Regions from separate parts of the Mus musculus genome. Here regions 1, 3 and 4 are each linked to region 2. Evidence: chromatin loops called from intact Hi-C (ENCODE). Cell type or tissue: heart. All regions are shown on one strand. Each heading gives the region's core, and the rest is flanking DNA. Links, peaks and the distances in the headings are about the cores only. Region 1 holds the start of Gm22540 (a small nuclear RNA gene). Region 2 has its middle 20 kb from the start of BC049987. Region 3 overlaps Bcl9l (B cell CLL/lymphoma 9-like). Region 4 holds the start of Upk2 (uroplakin 2).

Evidence for each region. Peaks named below come from ENCODE experiments on the same cell type or tissue, not always from the same donor. Only the 100,000 strongest peaks of a DNase experiment are listed, where the experiment ranks them.
Region 1: a loop joins it to region 2, with 3 times the contacts of the local background. A loop is called at or near these places in 4 of 42 quality-filtered maps.
Region 3: a loop joins it to region 2, with 3 times the contacts of the local background. A loop is called at or near these places in 16 of 42 quality-filtered maps.
Region 4: a loop joins it to region 2, with 7 times the contacts of the local background. A loop is called at or near these places in 27 of 42 quality-filtered maps.

Annotation. Positions count from the first base shown.
Region 1 is chr9:44,476,239-44,480,652 of GRCm38, forward strand. It overlaps Gm22540 (a small nuclear RNA gene), which reads right to left and starts at 277; the gene lies at 173-277. In heart, for the core only: CTCF peaks have their summits at 1,744 (motif pointing right), 2,926 and 3,139; DNase peaks (open chromatin) are centred at 1,503, 1,743, 2,803 and 3,203; H3K4me3 peaks cover 2,136 bases; H3K27ac peaks cover 2,072 bases.
Region 2 is chr9:44,650,311-44,654,724 of GRCm38, forward strand. No RefSeq gene overlaps it. Among named protein-coding and RNA genes, the nearest start is that of BC049987, 20 kb to the right of the region's middle. In heart, for the core only: a CTCF peak has its summit at 1,932 (motif pointing left); a DNase peak (open chromatin) is centred at 1,971; H3K27me3 peaks cover 279 bases.
Region 3 is chr9:44,499,709-44,504,122 of GRCm38, forward strand. Bcl9l (B cell CLL/lymphoma 9-like) reads left to right here. Exons shown (of 9, transcript NM_030256.3): 3 at 1,037-1,422; 4 at 2,094-2,213. Among named protein-coding and RNA genes, the nearest start is that of Bcl9l, 2.8 kb to the left of the region's middle. In heart, for the core only: a CTCF peak has its summit at 2,551 (motif pointing left); DNase peaks (open chromatin) are centred at 1,693, 1,903 and 2,483; H3K4me3 peaks cover 354 bases; H3K27ac peaks cover 1,053 bases.
Region 4 is chr9:44,452,508-44,456,921 of GRCm38, forward strand. It overlaps Upk2 (uroplakin 2), which reads right to left and starts at 2,260. Exons shown (of 5, transcript NM_009476.2): 1 at 2,124-2,260; 2 at 1,555-1,686; 3 at 1,288-1,426; 4 at 976-1,046; 5 at 208-602. The coding sequence starts at 2,199. The coding sequence ends at 466. In heart, for the core only: CTCF peaks have their summits at 1,810 (motif pointing right) and 2,522 (motif pointing right); a DNase peak (open chromatin) is centred at 1,874; H3K27ac peaks cover 400 bases; H3K27me3 peaks cover 1,990 bases.

The sequences.
Region 1 (4,414 bases), core at 786-3,285, 170 kb before region 2:
AATAGAGATGCACTTGCAATTAAATTCACCCAATTTTTTTCTTTTCTTTAAATGGAATGTTCCAGGCTCAGAAGGTAGAGGCAGGCAGATCTCTAAGTCTGAGGTCAGCCTGGTCTACAGAGTAAGTTTCAGGACAGGCAGGCCTACACAGAGGAACTCTGTCCTCGGGTTTGGGGGAGAGGAATGCCTTAAGAATTTGTGTGTCATTTTTGTGCAGGGGCCCTGCTAATCTTCTCTGTAACATTTTTATTTATTTGGGCATGGGGGTGGGAGGTCCTGTCTCCACACGCATGCCATAGAACAGTGTGTGAGACTTCTCTCCTTCTGCCATGCGGGTCTCTGGGATGGAGCTCAGGTCGTCAGACTTAGCAACAAGCACCTTTACCCACTGGCCGTCTTTTTTTCTTTTTCTTTTTTAACATTTGAAGAAACAGGCCTGAAAAGTGATTAGGCCGGGACCTTTCAGACCAGTCTTTCCTTGGGAGAATTTATTATTTCCTTGAAGAACATAGAGAGGGCAACCTCAGAAGTCTCTCTGGCAGAACTCTCCTGCTACGGCTTCTAGCAGATGTATACTGTCTCCCTGAGTTCCACAGAAGTCAAGATGATGCTTCCTGGTCATGCTTAGCTCAAGGATCTTTCCTGGGAGCAGCCTAAGTCACCCTCATACTGAATTGTAATTGTCAGCATCTTGTCTGCCCCTAGCTAGACTGTTGGCTGTGTAAAGACAAGGGACCATACCTGTCATATCACCAATATAAATCTAGTGTCCAGTCCAGTGCTTGGAAAATAGTAGGTCTTCAGTAAATATTTATTGAATGACTAAGAAGGAAGGGTTAGTCAGAAAAGGAGTCCAAAAGAAGAAGAAGAAGAAGAAGAAGAAGAAGAAGAAGAAGAAGAAGAAGAAGAAGAAGACGACGACGACGACTGAGTTATCAAAACTCACAAGAAGAGCTGGCTATGATGGCGGAAGCCAGAACCCAGCTACTTGATAGGATGAGACAAGAGGTTTCCAAGTTCAGGGCCTGCTTGGGCTAGAGTGAGTTCAAGGCTATCTCGGGCAACTTTAGGGAGAATCTTTTTCAATTTTTAGAGAGGAAGAAGAGGGCTAGGGATTTGGCTCAGTGGTAAAGTGTTGCCTAGCACTGAGAGACTAGGTTCAGGTTCAGTCGCCAGCAATACAAACAAGCCACTCTCAGAACTCTGAAAGGATGAGATACCGGCCTTTCTAAACCCTTGGCTTTTGCTCCCCGCAGGCTTCTGCAAAGAGAGTCCCAGCCTTGCCAGGAGGCGGAAGTGACTGAGCTGCTAGATCCTTCAAAGTGGAGACATCCAGAAGACAGACAACTTGGCCAGCGGGAAATGAAGGTGAAGAGAAACTGAGGAGATTGGAATCTAGTGCTGAATTTGCATTCGATGCCGAGCCTAGGAGGTCAGAGAAGACCTAGGGCACAAAAGAGGAAGTAGCAAAGGGGAGGTTCTTCCTTCTGATCCCCTCTATTAGGTGGAGGACCTCGGAGGAGAGACCTCCGCCTTCTGCTCTGTAGCGCTGCACTTGAGTGCCATAAGGCGAACCCTACCGTGCAGATCTGGAAACGGCTGAAACCGCCCGATGAGCGGGGATTGCAGGGCAAAGATTGTGGGGGACTTCTTCCATATCTCGGAGGCGTTCTCTAGCCAGTCTACATCTCCAGCGAGGATACTTTATTTTAGCAAGTGGGTGTTAAGCCAGACATAACCACTAGGGGACAGTAAAAACAACCCTTAAGGTCAGTATTCCTCCAAGACCCCACCTACTCTCACCTGAGGCCAAGATGGGCAGTGCCTCACCTGGCTTTCACCTAGCGCTCTGTTAACCACTTCCTGCCTAATCTGAAGTACCTCCCCGAGATGGAGTCGTTCTTAGTAGAACTGGGGGCCAATTTTGATCGGAGGGAGGGTGTCCAGTCCGGGGGTGGGAGTGAAGTCATGGTTTCCAGAAACTCAGACCCTTGTCCTTGTCCTAGCTGGAGAGGCTATAGAGTTCTCTGGTTCAGATGAGTAGGTCTCTTTTCTAAGCAGTGAAAGCCAAGTGGGGTGGTCACTGCGCTGGAACCCCTGGGACAAGCTTTAGTGGAGACTGTTCACGTAGCTTCAAAATCCAGACTTCCGCCTCCCTGCAGCCATTTATCTGTCAAGGGCTTCAGCCAGAGGGAGGGAGGAAGGTAGCCCACCAGTGAAGGGAAGACGACAGGATGGGAGCAGGAGGTAGGCAGTTAAGACAGGGTTCGAAAGCGGATGGCTTTCGGCAGCTTTCAGGTACCCGCTTTGCGTGTCGTTTCTCCTGTTACTGGCAGCCTTTCAGGGATCAGATCAGCCGAAGTTCCGGGATTGCGTTCCGGGCCTTAACGAGTTAAACTGTGGGAGTGGGGTCCGGAGTCCCTCCCTCCCTCCTTCGCGAATCAAGTGTCACCACTTCCAAGTCCATCAGACTGGCACGCTAGGAGTTAAGTCTGCCCGCAATCCGCAAGACTGGAGCCGTAGAGGGGGGAGGAGGGGGGAGGGGGAAAGCAAGGAGCTGGGGGAAGCAGACTGCAGGGAGACAGCGCCTGGAACCCCCTCCCCAGGGACCTGGCCCTGGGCCCCCAGCCCCAAAAGGGGCCCTGCCCTCCCCGGGGTCGCGCTCTCTTCCCCCCCCCCGCCCTGCCCCCGCCCTTCAGCTTTGTGTCCCCAGGAGGGTGGGCTGCAAGATTTCCAGCCAAGCCTTGGCTGCCTGCTCAGTTTTTCCAAACCCTCCAGTCGGAGAAGGCGGGAGCCTTGTCAGGATAAGAGTCCCTCCCCCCTCTGCCCCTGCCGGCCCCCTGGTCCAGCTTGGAGTTTCCTGTCCTCGCAGCTTTCCAAACTCCTTTCCCTTTCCGACCCTGGCCCCAGCGCCCCCTAGCCCCACCTCTGTTGGTTCCCAAATTCCAAGTTCAGGTTGGAGGGGCCAGGTGGACTCCACAATCCTAGCGAGGCGCTGGTAAAGCCTCACTCTGCCGGCCGACCCAGAGACCTGCGGGGCGCCGGCCTGACTCCCGGCCTGGGCCCGCCCTGTCCCAGGACTCGGCTTCTGGCCACCAGGGAAGGTGGCTCTTGGGGTCTCCCGCTCCCGGAAGGAGGCGGTGCCGGGGACGTCGGCACAGCTGGGCGGTAAGGTGGGTTCGGCAGATGCCAGGCCCTAAGGCATACTTCAAGGAGGGGCAATGTTCCCAGCGCTGGCACGCCTCTGTCCAGAGAGTCTATTATATAATAATCACCATCTATCAGGAAGCCAGGCTGCTGGAGAGAGTGGGTAAGCCAGGATGCCCGGATCCGCGCCTCATCCAGGGCCCAGAAAGGTGTCTCCATCAAGCCCGGATCCGCGCCTCATCCAGGGCCCAGAAAGGTGTCTCCATCAAGCTACGCACAGTGTGGGGCAAAGCCCAGTGGTCGGATGAAGATGATGATGGTGACAGGAGGGGGATTCCAGGGACTAGTGACTAGTGAGGGGCTCTGGGCAATCTGACTGCAGCCTCGAAAACCCCACCCTCAGAACTCTGACAGGCAGTGCCCCGAGCCAATGATTGAAGTTACTGTGGGGCTTGAAGTTAACCCTTTCTTGGGTCCTCAGAATATTGAGCCTCTTCCACATAACTTCCCTTGACCGGCGTCCACCTACTCGGGGTAGTGCACGCTGGAGAGGAGTGCCAGCATTATTTGTGCATTCGGATCACTATAGAAACAGAAAGATGGCTAATCTCTGAAAACAAGCAGTCCCAGTCCTGGGCGCCCGCTCCACACTGTCCAAAAAGTACAAGATGCGGTTGTGAGTACAGCTTCCAGAAACAGTTTCGAGCCGTGCTGGCACAGCGACATCGTGTCAGAAACAGGCACCTTCATACACTTACGCCCATGTCACACTTTTACCGGCAAAAGCTGACATGGACACTCGCTGGCACACCTGTGACATCCCTCCTGATGCAGACACACACAGAAGCACGACGTCTCCCCTAGTTGGCCAGTAGAGGGAGCCGCTCGATTCCAGCTAAGGGCCACCCGCTTTCCTTCCCTGCTCTCTGGCTCCAGGGTTCCTCCCATAACTCGTGGCTGCCCAAAGCTTGGCTCTGCATCCAGACCTGGAACCTACATTGGGGGATGAGTCACAGCCACACCCAGGGGAGCGCTCCACAGGGCTGCTTCACGGGACATATCACTCTTGGGTTTTATTATGTACTACATGTACGACATTAGAGACCCCTGTAACCCAGCCACCACCACCACCACTATATTTTTGGTTGTGAGCCTAGCCTTTAACGGCTAAGCCATCTCTCCAGCCTAACACCACCACTATAAATACTGATTTCTGGATCTACTATGAACAGGGCTTATGCTAAAAAGAATTAGTGCTACATACCTT
Region 2 (4,414 bases), core at 915-3,414:
AGACCCTGAGTTAAAATCCCCAGAACCCATGTAAAGAGTCAGGCATTGCCAACAGGGCCTATAACCCCAGTGTGTGGAGGGCAGAGGCAGGGGGTCCCTGCAGATCACCAGCTGCCAGACTAGCACAGGTCAGTGAGAAACTCTGACCAGGGGACAAAGCGATGACATCCTTCTCTAGTCTCTGTGTGCTCATACTCACCCTCACGTGTGTGCTGCACACACCTCACACAAAATAAACAAACAATAAAAGAAGCAATCGGACAACTAGTAGATTTTATTCTAAGCAGTATAATAAGGACTTCAGAGGACAAAAAAGGTAAGACAGTCCTTCAGAACTGCTGCACGCAGGACCACCTTCTGCAGCAACCATTACTGTCAGTGAGACAGAAGATAGCACAGCATGACGTGAGTCTCTGATACACCCACGGGATACAGCAGATAGACTCAGCATCCTGGTGATGTCAGGGCTGGCTGGACCTTCCTGGGGTCTGGGAGGCTCCTGCAGGATGTGGAGATAGGAGATGATCCCTTTTGTTCTAGAAATTACTAAAGGATAAAGTTTCCTTATTACCCAAGAGCAGAGCGATGCCCGTTGAGACTAAAGGCAGAACCATACAGAGGCTACCAAAGCCAGATGAACGGGAACCTGCAGGCCCAGCGCTTGGCCATCCTGTGGGAAGAGCAGAAGGGTGCCTGGTTCAACTACGACTTGGAAAAGAGGAAGAACCTGGAGTTTTATCCCTCCAACCTCACCCCACTCTGGGCTGGCTGCTTCTCAGACCCTAGTGTTGCTGACAAGGCTCTGAAGTACTTGGAGGTGAGGGGACAGTGGGCAGGCAGGCCGGCCTGCCATCCTGGAGGTGGGACCCTCCCTTCCCTGCAAGTCTCACTGAGGCCACTGGGAGTGGCTGTGAGGCAGGATGGGAAGGGTCAGGAGGGACAAACCTGCCTTCCCTGAGGGCGCTGGGTCCTAGGCTCCTGCTTCAGCCATCACTCACGGTCACATCAATGTCTGGAACCTTCTAGGACAGCAAGATCTTGACCTACCAGAATAGCCTCTCTCTAGCTGTGGGATTTCCCGAATGTCTGGGGCCCTTCTGCAGGATCAGTCATTAGTAGTATGGAGGCAGGCAGAGGGCATCCACCAGGGCCTGGCCAGGGGTGTAGGGGAAGTCATGCTTGGACTGCGAGTCACGAACGAGAATCCAGGGCTCCTCATCCTCTTCCTGGCTGCCTTGCTCTATTGGGAACCCCTCAGCCGACACACCAACCTCCACCTGTCCAGGTAATAGACATTTCCAACACTCTTCTCCCTTTGTAAGACCCAAAGTTAACCTGTAACCCCCCCCCCCCCAAGGACCAGCTAACTTCCTGGAATGCTGGGAGCTGTAGTTCTTAATAACAATGTCATATGGGGAAACACGATGGCAATAGGGGTTTGTCCTTAAGAAGACCCTACAATCCTGTGTCATCACCATTTGCTGGGAATTCCAGAGGGTGGTCCTGGTCAGTATTTAATTAAAGCTTACTTCAAATTTGTCTCAAAAATTGTGAAACTGGTTTTTCTTTTGCAAATCTTGGGATTAACACCTCCCTCCAACCTGAAGCCCTGGATTAAGGGTCTGTGCCTGCACGGTTCCAGATAAGACGTCTGAGGGCCCTCCTTGGTGAAAGTCAGCTCCTCTCAGGGTAGGCACTTTGGATATTCAGCTCCTGGCTGGAGTAGGGTCTAAGGCTTAATTCAGTCCGTTTCTTCCAGACCTGGGAGGTGGCTTTGAGCTGTCCTAGAATTGGATCAAAACTAACTTTTTCATTTATTCATAAAAGTCAGCAGTGTATGATGTCATCCCTCAGGCGCATCTCTGTCCGGAGCCTTCTTCCCCAGGCCTGGCTGCGTCAATCTCTGAGCAGCACATTCAGGGCTGTGGCGGCCCCCAGTGGCCACTCCTGGGCTTAGCTGCAGGCCGGTATAGCTCTCCATGGCCCCATGTGATGATGGTGGGCCCAACTTACAACTCATCTTTTATATGTATATGTGCCTACACTCATGTCTCGCTCCCCGGCAACCTCAGGCAAGTCTGGAGCCTGTGTGTCCCTCCTCCTCCATGCCAGGATGTTGACAGGCCCATTCTTGTCCAGGCCTTGTGCTGTGTGTTCCAGAGTGACAACAGTCCACTTCATCGTCTGCTCTTACATTCTGCCCTCTTTTCCCTGCTGTTTCTCAAGCCTTAGCACGCTGGTGACACAGATGTGCCAGTTATCTCAGAATAAATAAATGGCCATTCATTCTGAGTCCACAGTTACTGCTGCCCTGAATGTAAGCTTCTCTAGGCTGACTGGTGGCGCTCACCTTTAATCCCATCACTTTGGTGGCAGAGACAGGTAGGTCTCTTGAGCGTAAAGCCAGCCCAGTCTATAAAGCAAGTTTCAGGGCTGCCAAAGCTAGAGAGAGAGAGACCTTGTCTCAAAACAAACAACAGAAGCTTTTCTGGCAGAACACAGTGAGAGATAAGCATCGATATTTCAAGGGCAGTTTCTTGACCACATCACATCCATTCAGCAAAACAACTTGAGCTCCTACATCAGGGCCTGTCACTTCCCCAGCTCAGGGATTTAGACCAGGTTTAAAGTGTCAGACATGAATTCCTTCCTGGGTCACAGGCCTCAGGTCTAATCAGAAAGCGGTTGGCTACCCCTATGGCATATTGGCATAACACCTTCCCAAACTACAAAGTCTAGCTAGCAATGAGGAAGCTCCCAGACCAATTTACTGGGGGGAGGGAAGCCCTCCCTAATACAGCGGGTCTCCTTGTCCTCAGTATGACATTGTAACAGTGGATAGCAGGCAGATGAAAGGAATTTGGCGTTCAGGAGTGCAGGCCATGGTAAATGTTTGGATTTCTGTCCCTCAGAATATACATGGCCTTTTGAGGTGTCAGGGTATAAGGTATAGGAAAATCCTGAATGGCAATCATCGGTGCACCCAGAGCTAGGTGGAACCACAGCTCATGGAGAGAGGACCCCTCAATACAAGGTTTAAGGCCCTCAGGAGTCTGGCCTCACTGCCTGGCCTCTCTCCAGGAGGAGTTTAGCCAGGCCAGTGAGTGGCCTTAGTATTCCTGGATGACTGTGGTAACTGCTCATGTCGGGAACCCAGCTGGTTCTCCTGGCCTGCACTACCTGAAGTCTACTTTCTGCTAAGCTTCCTGCCATGTGAATGAAAGAAGAGAGGCCTCAGGGACCCCATAGGCACTCTTGTTTCCTTCTCAGGCTCCATCTTCTACCTCATTTAACTTTTCTTCCACTGCTGTGTCTCCTGCTCTGCCCCACCCCCACTGCCCTTTCTCTCAGTGCCCTGGGGAAGGCAAGTGCCTTGGAAGGCTGGGACATGGGTGCTTCCTAGAGCCTTCTCTAGTGTGGAACCCTCTCTGGGGATGAATGAGTCCCCACTTCTCAAAGTACGCAAGGGGCACGGTGCTGGGGAAGAAGGCAGGCAAGATGTTCATTTCAATGGAAGAAGGGAACCTCAGCAGGACGCCTGTCACTTTAGCCTGACTGGGCATTGCCTTATCACCCTGAGGTAGGAAGGAGACTGTCACTGGGGGGTGGCTGTGTCCTTCAGTCTCTCACAGCCTCTGACACGTGCATGGGTTCTTTCTTAGAGTCCAGCTCCATAACGTTGCTTCCGGGGGGTCACTGATTTTGAGCAATGTTTACTGAACTGGGTCCGTGATTGGATTTGCTCTGTCCTACTTAGGTGTAGCTGTCAGCTTGTCTCAGCCTAATGTCACCTCAGAAGGGAATCTCAATTGAGGGACCACCCAGCCAGATAGGCCTTTGGACTTGTCTGTGTGGGACTATCTTGACTGTTGTTTGATATCAGAGTGCCCAGTCCACCATAGGTGGCACCATTCCCTGGGCTGGTGATTCTGAACAACATAAGAAAGTTAAGAATGAAACTGAGAGCTGGCCAGCAAGACTGCTACATAGTGACTTTAAGGCCAGCCTAGGCCACATGAGACCCAGTTTCAAAAAATAAAACAACAGCTAGGCAGTGGTGGCACACACCTTTAATACCAGCACTTGGGAGACAGAGGCAGGCAGATTTCTGAGTTCAAGGCTAGCCTGGTCTACAGAGTGAATTCCAGGATAGCCAGAGCTACACAGAGAAACTCTATCTCAAAAAACCAAAAAATAAAAATAAAGTAAAACAGTAAAACAACAAAAACACCACTAACAACAACAATTAAAGGAGGAAGATGCTTTAAGAAATGAGCCCTAGGGGCTGGAGAGATGGCTCAGTGGTTAAGAGCACTGACTGCTCTTCCAGAGGTCCTGAGTTCAATTCCCAGTAACCACATGGTGGCTCACAACCATCTGTAATGGCATCTGATGCCTTCTTCTGGTATCTGAA
Region 3 (4,414 bases), core at 1,287-3,786, 150 kb before region 2:
CCCCAGGCAGGAGCTGGCAGCCAGCCTTAGCGCCTGGGCCCAGGGGGCAGAGGAGACTGGCAGCTAGCTTTGCCTGCTTCTGGTCCCTTCTTCCCTTCTAAAACCGTTAGAACAGACCCTCATCCTACCCTAGTGTTGGGGGTGTGATGGCGCCCTCCAGCCTCAGTCTAGTCGGGGGTAGGAGCTGGAGTGGGGGTGGTGCCTGCCTCCCTCCTCCCCAGGAGAAGCGGGCAGACAGGGCCAGGCGGCGGCAGCAGGACAGCAGAGCTGAAATAAATCTGAGCTGGTGTGGAATGAGGGGGGATAAATATCCTCTCCCGTGATGTGATCTTTCCAGCGGCTATTAATAGGTCTCCGGGGAGGGGGAGGCGGTGGGGGGAGCGGGCTGGAGCTTAAAGGGCCCGCAGCCTAGGCTGCAGGAATCCATGGCTTCAAGCTGTACTCTTGTCTGCTTGACATGCCCCCCCCCCCAATCCCTGCCTGCTGACAGGGCCTACTGGCCCACCCTCTTCAGGCCTTCCCCACTTAGGCTCTGGGGAGTCTTCTGGACCTGTGGGTACCACTCTCGGTTATGCTTTCCCTAGTACCCTAGGGAATAGGGCTCGGGCTTGAGCAGTGACTCACAGGTCCTGTGGCCCTTCTCAGCTAGTTGTCAGGGCACAGCGTAGTTGAGGTCTGGGGCCTTGGAAAGGAGTCTTAAACCCTAGAAGGTGCGAAGAATCCATCAGATGCTAGGGAGAAAGGGCTTTAGTGGAAGCGCTGGATCCTGGGGCTGAAGGTAGATAGATTCTGCCAAGTCAAAGCCCAGGGTTTCCATTTGAGTTGAGCCTAGAAGATAAGGAACACTGTTCCATCGCCACTCCCCCAGGTGGACAGAGCTCTGCTCTTATCTGAGGAACTGCACAGAGGTAGGGAATAGCAGGTGGTCTCCAGATAGCACCTCACCACCCCCTGCATTGTTAGGAGAGAGCTAAAGTCCAGGCATGCCTGATGCCTTGCAGGATTAATCTTTCCTGTTTCTCCTCCCTTTCCCCAGGTTACCCCACCCCAGGAGGAGAGAGGCTCCAGGGAGTCCACCGCTGTCCCCTCGGGGCCACTGCCCCCCTGCCCCAGCCAAGCCAATGCACCCAGAAAATAAACTGACCAATCATGGCAAGACAGGGAATGGAGGGGCCCAATCCCAGCACCAGAATGTGAACCAAGGACCCACCTGCAACCTGGGCTCCAAGGGCGTGGGGGCGGGGAGCCATGGGGCCAAGGCCAACCAGATCTCACCTAGCAACTCAAGTCTGAAGAACCCCCAGGCAGGAGTGTCTCCTTTCAGCTCACTCAAGGGCAAGGTGAAGCGCGAGAGGAGTGTGTCTGTGGACTCTGGAGAGCAGCGGGAAGCTGGGACTCCATCCCTCGATTCAGAGGCCAAAGGTACTGTATACTGTATTCCCTCACCTCTAGACTTCAACATCATCTACAGCCCCGAGTGAGCGAGACCCAAACTGCTCAGAGACCAGCCCTTACTCGAGTCTCATCCTTGTGTTGCCACCCAACATGTATTGTTTGTAGTAACTTTCTCTTACGTCTACCCATCAGTCAACCAGTTCATTCCAGAGCGGGGCTGGCTAGAGTGGCACTCAGAGAAGGGCCTGACAGCAGAGTGATAATACTCCTGTAGCCCCCACATTGAAGAGGGAGGTGTCTGGGGTGAAGATCCACCCCCTACCCACATCATCCCTAAAGCTTCCTGATGTCCTGGCTGGTGGGAGCCTTTTGGGAACAGGCACTGGGGCCTGGAAGAGTCACAGTGGCTCCTCCCTGCCCCCCCCCCCCCAGCCCTAATTAGAACCAGTTGTGGTTGGGACTATGCTGTGCTGGGTGGGGGGGGAGGGGAGACAGGCAGCCAGGGTTAGAAAAAGAAATCAGAAACAAATGGTGGTGTGGTGGGGACCAAGGACTGGCAAAGTGCCCACCGTGGTCTGGGCAGTGCCCTTTCGGGTGGGGCACTCTGGAGAATGGTCTGGGAGGGCCTCTGCATGTGGAAGGACTAGGCCACATTGCCATACTTTCTTACTCTGCCTGCCTGTATCCTGCCTGGGCAGAGGTGGCACCCCGGAGTAAACGGAGGTGTGTGCTGGAGCGGAAGCAGCCGTACAGTGGGGACGAATGGTGCTCTGGGCCAGACAGCGAGGAGGACGACAAGCCCATTGCGGCCGCCCACAGTGAGTGCCCATTGATGCTGTGCCTCATGGTGCCCTTCCCCTGGTATGTGTGTGTGTGTGTGTGTGTGTCCGTCCTGAGGGAGCTTACCTTGGGCTTTAGGGGATTGTTCAAGAAATGGCAAGGACTAGGAGCCCAGGCTCTTCTTCAGCCCTACTTTGGACTTTTTCCTTATCTATAGTGTGAGTGCTGCTCACACCCTCGCCACCCTCCCTCTCTCTTTCCCTTCCCCTCTCCCTCCCTCTGTCGAAGGTCTCTCAGGTAATCCCTTTTCCGGACAACTCACCTACACATCTAACAGATTTCATGGCCTATGCTGCCACCTACCGGTCAGTGGAGGATGGGCAGGAAGATGGGAATCTGTTAGCTTGGCTTTGCAAAGCCTTGCTAAGCCTAGGTGTGAACTGACCCTTAATTGTGTCCCTGGTTCCTTTCTCCAGTCTCTAAATGACACTCAGAAAATGCTCATGATGCATTTCTAGGATTCATAGCCATTTCTCTCATTCCAATCCATCCTTCTGTGCTTGAGGCCCGAGACATCCTTGGTGCTTCCAACCTAACTAAGCATGTGAGAAGCTAGCCAGAGCTTAAATTGTGTGCTGCTTACAGGCAGGAGTTAAGGAAAGGAGAAGAAAGATACATTTGCTACTGAGTTTAGTCCTCACAGCTGCCCATGAAGAAAGTGTAATGATGACTGTCACAGTGGAGGAAACAGTCAGCAAGAGGGAATGAGGAGACCCTACTGACCAGTGTCCTGTAAGAAGTCTCTACAACTGGCTGGGACTGCCAAGGCCCCATGTGACTAACTAGTGCTGTATGAGCTATGTTCAGTCTCAGTATGGATGCTTGAGTGGTAGAATCTGTCACTGCTTCCTGGGACCAGAACCCTCCTGTCTCCCCGAATTTGTGTCTGTAACATTATCCCGTGTCATTGGAGAAACTTTGAAAGATACAGAGCGATAAGAAATAGCTAAGATCCCTTGACCAGCCTCTTTTAGATGGAATGCAATTCAGTGAAGACCAGGTTTCATGTAGTACAGATTAGCCTCAGGCTTACTGTATAGATGAGGCTGGCCTTGACCTTCTAACCCTCTTGCCTATAGCTCCCAAGTGCTGGGATTATAGTCTTGTGTCACTGTGTCATTCAGCAGCATTCAACCATGCAACTGAATTCTTCACACAGCAAGGCAGACTGAGGTAGCTGTCAATGAGACAGGCTCAGAGCCCAGGCGCCTTTACTTACATCCCAGGGACTGTAAACTTGAGAAAGGAGTTCTGATTGCTCATCTATAGAAGTGATCTTTGTCATATAGATTTGGCACAAGGAGAAAGTTGAGTCCAGGCATGTGACATACTTTGAACAGTGCTAGCTTGTATTGCTGTTAGGGTACTAGAAAATTCCTTCTTGTGATAAACTCTGCTTCCCTCTCCGTAGCCTGTAGGAGCCTGTTGTGTGCTCTGATTTATACTCTAGGCCTCTGGTGTCTGCCACCTTGGTCAAGTTCTTGTGATTTTGGGAAGTGCTGGCACTTGCTGTTTGTAGTCCGGAGGCTTTAACTTGTTTTTTCTTGGTATGACCATGGATCTCTGCCTCACCTAAAACCACTGAAGACCAGTCGTGGGTCTTATCTATGTGAGAACGGAATGCCAGGCTTGTGACCGAGGAGCGAAATTTGTCTTGCTCCTGAGGAATATTCGGCTGTTCCGAGTATGTGAGTCTGTGATATTGTGAAACATATATTTGGTCTTCTCTTGTTTCCTGGGAAGCTCCAGAGGGATAAGTGGTTTTTTGTTGTTCTGTTTTGTTTAATGCTGTATCGACTGGTGTGTCTGGCAGTCCTGAGGTAGCTTCTAGATGGAACCTGGTGACTGGGAAAATCAAAGCAGGATAGAGGTTTGGGGCTTTCAGCCCTACATTCCATCCTCGTCAAAGGAGTGGGGCTGAAAGTCAAATTGATCACCTGAAGCTAATGGTTTAATTAAATGTGACTAATGATTAATCTGTAAAAATCCAAAAAAGAGGGCTGGGTAGGTGGCTCAGTTGGGAGAAACTTGCCTTGCAAGGTTTCGGATTCCCAGAACCCACACAGGAAGCCAGGTACAGTGGTACCTGCCTATAATCAGCCCAGTGATGGGACTTTCAAAGCAGAGCAGCCAGGTTCTCTGGAAGCTCATTGTCATTGTCCAGCTAACGTGGTGTGCA
Region 4 (4,414 bases), core at 815-3,314, 200 kb before region 2:
GAGTGCAGGATGCAAAACCCAAGCCCTAGGTCTGGGGCTTGGAGGGCTTTCATTATCTCTGCCTCTGCTTGCCTCCCTCCTGGGAAAAGTCACCCTTGGGGTTTGGGGATAGAGAGAATGACATGCACGTGACCTTGACATTGGTACTTTTGATATGTGCATAAGAGGACCAGCTAAAGGGGTGACTCACATAGACATGGTCGGAGATGAGACATACTACGTGGGTCAGCCTTTATTGTGAGAATTAAGTACAGTTAAGAGATAAATCAGTGTTGGCAGGATTGCAGTGGGGCTAGCAGGGAGTGCTGCAAGGTGAGACAGGGAGCAGGGAGGGGGCACTGTCAGGAGTGGACTCGAGGAGGGGGCGGGGAGAGGGAAGAAAAGCCACTGAGAAGCCAGTGACTACAGCCTGGCAGGAGGCAGGCTGGACTTCTTGGAGGAGCCTGGGATGCAGGAGAGCCCTTCTCATTTGCGGGCACCCAGTGCCAGGGCAACAATAAGACCCACGACCAACAGGAACATGGCCACAGACAGCAGCACTGTGATGACCACCATCCCTCCTGTCCGGGCCATTCCTAACCCAATAGACTCCATGTTTTTTCCTGTCAGAAGAAGATGGGAGAACCTCTGTGAGTTGAAGGGGTTCCTAGGTAGCTCCTGTGGTTCACAGCTTAGCCCAGCCATCCAAGTAGCCGCCAGCATCAGTTCAACTGGTCATCCAGCCAACCAGTCAAGCAAACATAGACCCCCCTCACAGCAACACTTAGGAGCCACCAAGGAGGACATCATCCCTCTGCACAAGGAACCTCTAGTGCAGAGATGATTGAACAGGACAGGAGGTGGCCATACCAAATACTGGGGGGTTGGGGCGGGGGAGAGAGAGCGACTGAGCGCTCAGAAAACAGTTTATCTAACTTGCTCTAGGAGAAAAAAGTCGGAGCTTAGGGAAGTGTGAGAGACGGGCATTTTACTTACGAGGAAGCGTGGACATGGGAGTCTCTGGACTGGACTCGGTGGATGTCCCCTTCTGTACTCGGTAGGATATGCTTTAGAGGCAGGAGTTGAGAGAAAGCAGAGATTGTACGTATCTGGCACTCGGGAGGAGGGGTTCCAGCCTCCACCTTCTAGCTATGTGTCCCATCTGGGCCCTCCTGGGGTCCAGGTTCACATTTCCTACCCTTTAGCTGTGCCCTCTCTAACTCATGCTTCCTGGCACTTCCCCACCCTCACGGGACCTCCACTTCCCTTTTTTGCATCCCACCTCCACAGGTGTCCATCGGTACCTACTAGTATTTGGTTCCTGGTGTTAGGTTTGTCACCTGATATGCGCTGAGCCTTGTGACGGTGTAGCCAGACCCACTGTCCACCACGCTCACAAGCTCCCTGCGCCCGCGACATGGAGGCACCACAAAGTCTGACTTAACCACTGAGGGGAAATAGGAGTGAAAGGCAAGATCAGATTTCTAGCAGTCCACTCTTGTAGAACGGGCAGCTCTTGGGTATCGTTAAGAGGGGTTACGACGAGTAGAATAAATGGGTACAAGGGAGGTCTACCTTTGCTGTCGTTGGCTCTCCGGACCATCAATGTGGCATTACCTCCCGTGAGGTGACATGGGGGCAAGGCAATTAACAGGCTTTCTGTTAGCGCCGGAGACAGCAGACCAGAGAGGCTTGAGATGTTGAAGTCTGTTAGGGAGCCGAGAGGGAACTCAGGAGTTAGCCCCCTCTTAACTCAGAGCTGGCGGGGTGGGTGGGTGGTCATTGCTAAGGGTGCAGAGACAGAAGAGGAGCGTGTGGATCTGACCACCAGATGGCAGGCTTGAGCTGCAGATGGTGGGTACGCCGCGCTGTTTGGGAGCCAGACTAGACCATGGCACCCAGACTAGACCATGGCACCCAGTCAGTCCCCAGTCTCGCCCAACTCACACAAACCTTGGACACTTACCCAAATTTCTTGACTCCTGGATCTGGAAGAAGCCCAGGAATTTGTCACCTGATCCCTACCACTAGTAACTCTCAACCCCAACCAGCTAGACCAACATTCTGTCCTTGAGAGCCCTGGGGAGACAATGCTCCCTGTCTAGCGCTCTGAAACCCTCCTCGCTCCCACCAGCAATAGAGACCTGCAGTCCCCGGAGCCAGGACAGCCAGCAGAATCAGGATCAGGGGCAAGGTCTGGACAGGCAGTGTGGATGCCATACTGCGCTGGGAACTGGATCCTGGAACAGGTGCTGACAGGCTGGGGTTTCCTGGGGCCAATGAGGCCCTGCCCCAGGATAGCTGATTTTGTCTCGGAGTGGGAGGGGCTGCTGGGAATCCAGTCCAACTTGCCCCTTGGGCACTGTAGCCTCAGGGAGGGGCCCCAGACAGGTTTTTCAGGCTGGGGAGCTGGCCCTCGGGCCTAAAGGGGGATGCTCTGGCTGGGTCCTGGCAGCTTAGTTAGCTGCAGGGGAGTATGGCTCTTTCTGGAACTCCCGCGACTGAAGGACAGAGTTCCTCTGTCTGAGTGTCTGCCTCCTGGACTGTAGAGGGTGCTGTCTCCAAGGAGGTAGGCGTTTTCCTAGGAGAGCCATGAGTTCTAAAATTGCCCTGGTGTGTAGGTGTAGGAAAAGCCCCAAGGGTTGAAAGGGCTTTGGCTAGTAAGGATGGGAGAGGAGGGGGTTGGTTAGGTAGGGTGGGGATAGCAGAGCCTGAGATCCAATTCTAGTATTTAACTGAGGCCTAAGAAACTGCGACTCTGGGAGAAGCGGAGGGTATCAGTGTGAGCCTTCAGATTTCTCCAGAAGGTGGAGACAAGGGAAGTTAGTGAAGGCTTCCAGGTAAACGCAGGTCCAGTCCAGCAAGGCTAGTGGGCAGTGGAGTAGATACAAACAGACTTGGACAGCAAGCGGTTGTGCAACGGGTAGCGAGTAAAGCAGGAAAACCTTAGGAAACAAGACCAGGGGCTGGGCGATGGTGGCGAATGCCTTTAATCCCAGCACTTGGGAGGAAGGTGGATTTCTGAGTTTGAGGCCAGCCTGGTCTACAGAGTGAGTTCCAGGACAGCTAGGGCTACAAAGAGAAACCTTATGTTAAAAAAAAAAAAAAAAAAAAGCAAAAACAAAAACAAAGCAAAAAGTAGCAACAACAAAACCCTTCAAGACAAAAACAATCCTGTAACCAGGAGCAGAGGAGGTGGAGGGCTGGGGTGTGGCTCAGCGGTGGACTGTGTGCAGGTCGCTCTGGGGTTCGATGCCTGGGACAACAGTTGGGGAAGAAACACCATCAGCAGCCACAGCTCCTCTGGTTCTCTCCTGCCCCAGGCTAACTGGGAGAACTGATGGAGGTTCTCCAGCCATGGACGAGTGACGTGGCCCCACTCAGTCACCTCTCCTCTAGACGCTGGCCAGGGGGCTCTGCATGCCCTCCTGAAAGGCACTGCTTTTTATAGATGCAGAACCTGAGACTCAGGTTGTCACTGCAAAGTGGCTGCAGGGGTGTGGGTGTCTCAGCTAGGTGAACTCGATAGGACCTGAGCTCAGACCGTCAGGGTCTGCTCCAGGAACCACCCATTTTCCCCAACCCCAGAGAAAGGTCCTAGTGGAAAAGTGGGGGCCACTGAAGGGCTGATGGGGTTCTGTCCTTTCCCCCATGCTGGGTGGACTTAAAGTCTGCAATGTGTGTAGGGGGTAGAAGACAACAGAACCTGGGGGCTCCGGCTGGGAGCAGGAGGAACTCTCACCAGACGATCTCCAAATTTACTGTGCAATGGACGATCAGGAAACTGGTTCAGATGTAGCTTCTGATACAGTGGGTCTGAGGTAAAACCCGAAACTTAATTTCTTTCAAAAATTTAAAGTTGCATTTATTATTTTATATGTGTGCCCATATGTGTGCCACAGTGTCTATGTGGAGGTCAGAGGGCAAGTTGTGGGCATTGGCTCTCTCCTTTCATAATGTGGCTTCTGGGGACCAAAATGTCAGGCATGGTGGCAAGAGCTTTTACCTGTTGAGCCATCTCATGGTTTCGTAAAACTTCCTATGACGCTTACAGGTAACGCAGAGACACAGACTCACATTTGGAGTTAGCAGATGCTGTATTGGTGTAAACACTCATACACAGACACACACACATACTCATACACACACACACACACTTATCCACATGCACACACATACTCGTATACACACAGACACACACACATGCACTCTCACATTCACATATTCATACACATCCACACACACACTCATCCACACACACAGACACACATACTCATCCACACACACAGACACACATACTCATACACACACACAGACACACATACTCATACACACACACAGACACACACATATAATCATACATACACAGACACACTCATACATGTGCACACACACACTCATCCACACACACACACTCATACACACACACACTCAT